Linked DNA regions of Mus musculus: region 1 is linked to region 2. Evidence: chromatin contacts called from ENCODE Hi-C or POLR2A ChIA-PET data. All regions are on one chromosome and are shown on one strand. The core of a region is the stretch at or near the end of the contact, and the rest is flanking DNA. Distances in the headings are between cores, read along the strand shown. Region 1 holds the start of Coa5 (cytochrome C oxidase assembly factor 5). Region 2 holds the start of Inpp4a (inositol polyphosphate-4-phosphatase, type I).

Region 1 (3,333 bases), core at 768-3,267, 130 kb after region 2:
AACTGCCAATGACCTGAATTCATGAGGTCAGCTCTTCCTATTTAGGACTTGCTGAGACCTCATCCTCCAGCTTTCAGGAAACCATGAGGGCCAGCTGCTCTACAGGATAACATGGTATGCTTGCTCTATGTTCATCACTGGAGTCCCCACACCATTATCCAAACCATATCACTACAACTGATGTATGACCATTAAATCATTCACATTTAATTCTATGTATAGGTAACATAAGCTTTTGAAATGGTTCATCACTTACCATTGATCTTTTACATTCAAAAAAGGAATACTGCAAAGCTCTACAGTTGCCTTCCTTCAAACACTGCCGTGGGGATTTTCCTTCCTGTGATATACAAACCAATGTGAATGTCTGAAAGACTGTCCCACAAAGCACAGACAACTGTTCTTCTGAAAGTAGTTTTTTTTTTTAAAGTTGACTTAAGAAAATTCTTAATTCCTTTTTATTAACCTTGGTGATTAAAGAAAAGCAAATGTAAAGATTATCAAATAAGTAAGTATTTTGAGTCTGCTTTGAAATTTAATTTTATGAGTGTTTGCCTGCATGTACAAACATGCACTACATACAGACCTGGTGCCTATGGATGTCAAAGAGGCTACCAGGAGGAACTGGAGGATAGATGATTGTGCACCACCTTATGGCTGCTAGGACCAAATCCTGACCCTCTGTAAGAGCAACAAGTGCTCTTAACCACTGAGCCATCTATTTTCCAGCCCCCAGAGCCTAAGATTTTTAGGACATATCGTCAATGTTTGTATAAGCCTTCCTATGGATGAGAACCATGAATTGGATGTGTTAAAATAAAGACCTTTTAGTGTTAGTACTAAACTCTGTATATAAATGTTAATAGGGAGGGGCTGGCAAAGTGGCTAAGTAAAGAAAATGCTTGCTGTGCATGAGAGCTCCCAGTTCAGCACCCACATAAAGAGCTGGGCATGGTGGCAGAAGTCGTTTATCCCAGAATGGGAGTGGAGCCAAGCAGATCTGGTTAGGCTAGCCAATTAGGTCCACTGACATGCTATCTCAAGTAATAAGGTGGAGGGGCTGGAGAGATGAGTCAGCGGGCAAGAGGCCTTGCTCTTCTGAGGTCAAGGTCAGTAATGGGAAAACCATACTGAGTTCCCTCTGGAAGTTTCAACTTTTCTGGTTTTCCAAGAGTCATAAAATCTTAAGAAGTCTATTTTTGAGAAAGTTCTGAACCTTCTCCCCACTCCCCTTTCTCCTCACTATCCCCCACTGGAAGGTACGTTGTGATCATCTGAGTTCATACCCTACGTTTCTCTGAGCCCTTCTCATTCCTCGCCTGTTTCCCAAGGCAGCACATAGTATAAAGGCTTATGTTGAATTCCTCCCAGAATGCAATGCTATAGGTTTAAGATAGGTTAAAGATCGGCAGAGAGAAACTATGGCACACCATGAGATACTTCCATATTCTAGAAGCCAAGGAACCAAAACTCTCCACCACAGATCAAGTAGCCATGCGGCGCAGGCACAGGCCTTGGCAGCTGCCCTTAGAGTGGGAGTCTCTGGTGGCGCGTGCCAGCACTCAGGGATCGCTTCCTGAACAGAGCTGGCTGAAGGTTTACAAAATCCTTAGGTGGGTAGTAAGTTATCTCCCACTTAACACCAGTAAGAACTGGGGATGCGAGCTCAAGAGACCTGTCCAAAGTCAGGAGCGGACGCGCGACCTCTACCCTCGACGTGACCTCCCCTCGCAGGCCATCATGGAGCCAGTCTTGACTGAGCTCTGCCACCCAGATCCGCTACCTGGAGCACACAGGCAGACTGCAGCAGACATGCACCCAGATCCTCCTTCACGCCCGCACACGCGCCGCCCTCCGGCTTGTCCTCATAATACCGGGGCATGGCGGGGACCCACCGCCCTCACCACACTGGATCACGGCCCTCGGTCACCCCGCACGGCCCGGAAGGGCGTGGGACACGCCCACTGGCAAGCTACCGGCGAGGGTGGGAGAAAGTCTCAACAACTTCCGCCAGGAGTGCGACTCTTCAGGGTATGCGCACGCGTGGCGGAAGTGCGTGTCCGTAACGTAAATACAGAGCGCCGCAAGTGCGGGCTACGTAGCGGGAAGGGAAGTGGCCCCAGCGGCGGCTGGGCTCGGCTGCCCTGGGAAGGTGGCGGTAGTCCCGGGCCCAGGACGAGGCCTCGAGGGCCTTCAGGTGCGGCCTGCTCTGTGTGCGCAGGGTGGCGTTCGTGCCGTCGGCCGTTTCCACGGTTAGCTCGCGACCTGGCGTCTCAGCGGCTGGGCGAGGGACCGGCCGGCGCCCGGCAGCTCGAGTCCTAGGCCCGCCGTGGAGCTGCTGGGTAAAACCAAAGACAGCCGCTTACGTGGGAATCGCAGGATTAGAGCCGTTTTTCTATTCTAAGCAGGTCTGAAATTTTGCAAGGAGACACACACCCTGAAACCTTGTCGTTGCTTGTTCTTAAGTCAAATGTCACTGGGCCGTTTGTATTTTTAGTTGACAGAGGCTTGGGGTAATGGAGACCTGCTGGCGGGGCGGGGCGCCGCGCCGCGCCGCGGAGGGCAGGTAGGCTGGGCGGTGACCAGCAGTCATTTAGCTTCGGACTAGTTGGACTGGCCCCTTCGCGCTGTTATTCCTCCTACCCAGCCATCCTAGGAGTAAAACCATCAAGGAGTGTAATTTTTATTGTCACATTCTGAATAACCAGGGACTTGCTGGCCATCGCCGATGGACTTGTACAAATAAACTGTGTGTCTTACTTTTTCAGTAACCTTGCTTTTAGATTAAACTTTTTGTTTGTTTTAAATCTTGGTCATTACAAACACGGAATTTTGAACCAGTGTTCGGTCATTGTCCCGTGTTAATGAGGACGTCATTGCACACCCCCTTGTGCTGCTTTTTCCTTGGCCTCCATTATCAGTAGTGAGCTACTGCAGCTGTCAAAGGCTTGATTGAGGTGAAGGTTGGGAAACCATCGACTGAAGTTAAGTGCTTGTTTCAGGTGATACAGGAGTTTGTGGTACTGCCTTGATGGCATTACCCTTGGCCAGCCCCTAGACAAGCCCCAGAACCAACTCTATAGCTTCTGGCCCCTAATCCTTTCTGAAGGTGGCAAGAGAAAACGTCATAGCGCTGACGAGGAGTTCTAGTAGCCAAATAATTACATTTAAGATTACATCTAAGAGAAATGTTCTCATTCCATCTAGGAAGATGCTACCAAGTACTTCCTTGAGTTCTTCGATGCACGGGAATGGAGTATTAAATTCCAGGGATGCAGCAAGGCACACGGCTGGAGCAAAACGCTACAAGTACCTCAGAAGGCTCTTTCGATT
Region 2 (3,014 bases), core at 149-2,648:
AACTCATAAATTTAAAGAAGGATGCTATTGATTTGAAAACCCTCTTTAGCTTGAATATAAATAACACAGCTGTGCAAGCTAGCTTTTTGTTGTTGTTGTTGTTAGGTGGACACAAGCTAGAATCATCTGAAAAGAGGGAACCTCAGTTGAGAAAATACCTGGATCAAATTGCAATGTAGGCACCCTGTGGGGCATTTTCTTAATGGTTGATGTGGAAGGGCAAGACCTAATGTGGGTGGTGCCACCCCAGGCAGGTGGTCCTGAGTTATCTAAATAGCAGGCTAAGCAGGCCATGGAGAGCACACCAACAAGTAACTTTCGCTCCTGGCTTTTGCTTCCATTCCTGCCTCTAGGTTTTTGTCTTGAGTTCCTGCCTGATCATGGACTTGTAGCCTGTAAGCCAAATAAGCCTTTTCCTCTCCAAGTCGTTTTTGGCCAGTGGTTTAACCCAGGAAGAGAGAAAGCAAATTAAGACTCTGACCATAAAATTTATTATCTCATAGGAGAATGCTTTTGAGATTGAAAGGGGGATTTCTATTAATTTTACCGTAAGAAAATCAGGTATATCAGTCACTTGAATTTTAGAAGATGAAATAAGGACAATATTTTTAATTTTTCTAAGCATGTTTGAGTTTTTTGGCTTTTGGCCTTAGGGTTAAGGTTCAATCAATATTTTCTCCCCTTCATCTGATTAATAAAAGATAAGCATTTGGTAATAAGTTACTCTTTAGAAGATAAAAGTGGGTGTGGTGGTGCATACCTGTACTCTCAGCCTTTAGGAGGCAGTGGCAGGAACATGAATAACACGAAGGGCAGCTAGTGAGTGGGTGACCAACCTGGATTACCCTGTTCAAAAAAAAAAAAAAACAACCCAAAACGAAACAGAACAAGCAAAAAAAAAACCAGACAAATGAGGTGTAAAAAAACCTGAAAAATGTTTTTGTTTGTCCATTTAAGTTTCCCCTCATCAGGTAGAAATGTTAACGTTACAATAAAGTTAAAAACGATCAGAGGCAGGGAGCCCCTGTCTCAGTGGAAATAAATAAGTAATAAAATAAAAAAAAATGTATCTCCGAAAGTCCTGATTGGTCTTCTTCCCTATAGAAAAATAGAATTTTGAGGAGGAAGTGTTAAGGTCCGTTATCTTTTGGGTAGACTAGGTCTGGAAGGAAGTTCAAAAGACTACAGTTTGTTGGTGGCCACGCCCACTGAGTGATGGATCAGCTACACCTGCACTTCCGACCTCCAGCGTTTTTCTAGAATCGCTTGTTCTCTGGGCAGAAGCCTCAGGGCATGTGAAGGTGGAAAAACTCCCACTCCTGGGTGACGTCACATAAGAGGGTGTGACCTTTTGGGAGGTGCGGCTTCCTAGGGGCGGAGCCAGGGAGGGAGGGGGCAGGGCGGCGGTCGGGGAGTGGGGCGCGCATGCGCGGTGAGGGGGCGGAACCGGGGCGGGGTTGTGCGCTGTGTTCTGAGAGAAGGCGGTGGCAGGATTCGGGCTGCGCGGGGACGGCGGGTTCGGGTCTGGGGTGGACGCCACCGGCCGGAGTGAGGCGGCCAGGAAACAAATCCCGGCCGGTCTTCAGGACCGGACAGCAACCAGCGGGGCCGAGGCCGGGGTGTGCGGCCTGGAGGACAGAGGCCAAGGCTGAGCAAGTGTCCGGGCCGGGGCGCGCCAGGTAGGTGGGCCGAGCTGGGCCGTGCCAGGTCCGGTGTGCCGGGCTTAGCGGAGTGGGCTGGGCGGCTGGGAGCTGGAGACACTGGGAACCCGGCCCGGTGGCGCCCGCGGTTGTCATGGCAGTGGTACAGCCTAGCGGTTCGCTGGCCGCGTCTTTGGAGCGCGATCCTAGACTTGCGGTCCCCTTGCCGCGGGCTTCTCGGGGAGCCGTGCGATGCTATACAACGCGCCCGCCGGCTGCATCTCTGCTGTATCCCATAGGCATCCGACGCTGAAGGCCTCGCGGTATCTCGGGTGTCAACACACCGGGTAAAAATAAACATACATGTTGGTGGGAGACACGGACTCTACGTCCTCGCAACTCTTTGAGCATTTTCTGTTCGCGCATCGGCCAGGACAGGATCTCCCTCACCTTTGCTTTATGTATTTTATATTCTTCTGGCTTTCCTAATAAGCTAATTGAGGCCTGAGAGGTTTGCAGGGATCCGTGGTCGTCTTTTGCAAAGCCAGTCATGAATGTGTAGGCCACGGAAACACTCAAAATGTCAGACACAAATATATATCTTTGTGGGCGAAGGGAAGGAGTGTTGATGGGCCTTGGTTTCTCTTGCCCCTTCTCTCCTGCCCTCTGACATTACATAATGGTGGGTTCCTCCTGCCTGGATTTGACAGCTCATGAAAATGTCTCTCTGGGTAAGAAGGAAGTAAGTATTGGCCGTTGTAAATCTTTGCCTCTTAATGTGTTTGATGTTGAGAGATTGCCTAAGAGTAGAATGTGATTTGTCACCTGCCAGTTAGGGCCTCTGGGCCAAGGGGATGGGGGTGGGGTGGTACGGAAGTTGGGGTGTTGCAGTAATATTCTGCTTCGTTCACTCCTGTTCCCCGGGTGGGTTGTGTGGACAATGGGGACATCACAGGGCTGGGACATCACACAGCTGGTTGATCTGGGTGTGAATCCTGAAGGTTTTGTCACTTGCTAACTCAGGTTCTCAAGACCCTCATCAGTAAGAGGTGTAAACAGAACCTCATTAGCTGCGTTTGTTTTGAAATCTAATTGCCAGTGTCAGGCAGTGAACAGCTATAGGTTGTCCTACTTAGCCTGGTTGTTGGGTGAAGACGGAATTTTTCTTTGGATCTGGACTAGGGCCCTTGTTTGAGGACTGCTTTGACAAAAGGTTTCTCTTCGAAAATTCAGTTCTTTCATTCGAGGAGGTCTGTGTATTGGTCTGTACCTGTGGTGGTATCAGGAGATTGAAATGCTGTTTCCTGGGTGGCACTACATGTGAACACCGTTGCCTGGAGGTGTGTTCCCTGTGTCTTGTCAACATGATGTAGA

The links. Hi-C counts contacts between places; a loop is a spot of excess contacts on that map. ChIA-PET counts read pairs that join two places held with the same protein, here RNA polymerase II (POLR2A).
Region 1: a map of T-helper 2 cell shows a loop between it and region 2 (1.9-fold over the local background). The contact joins the promoter of Coa5 here to the promoter of Inpp4a in region 2. A Hi-C loop is called at or near these places in 1 of 37 maps with a recorded cell type or tissue (T-helper 2 cell). POLR2A ChIA-PET finds 5 or more read pairs at or near these places in 2 of 5 experiments (Patski and embryonic stem cell).

What each region holds. Positions count from the first base shown.
Region 1 is chr1:37,428,086-37,431,418 of GRCm38, forward strand. Coa5 (cytochrome C oxidase assembly factor 5) reads right to left here and starts at 2,018. Exons shown (of 3, transcript NM_198006.4): 1 at 1,784-2,018; 2 at 257-340. The coding sequence starts at 1,882. Unc50 (unc-50 homolog) reads left to right here and starts at 2,054. Exons shown (of 6, transcript NM_026123.4): 1 at 2,054-2,408; 2 at 3,208-3,333. The coding sequence starts at 3,212.
Region 2 is chr1:37,298,440-37,301,453 of GRCm38, forward strand. It overlaps Inpp4a (inositol polyphosphate-4-phosphatase, type I), which reads left to right and starts at 1,399. Exons shown (of 26, transcript NM_030266.4): 1 at 1,399-1,679.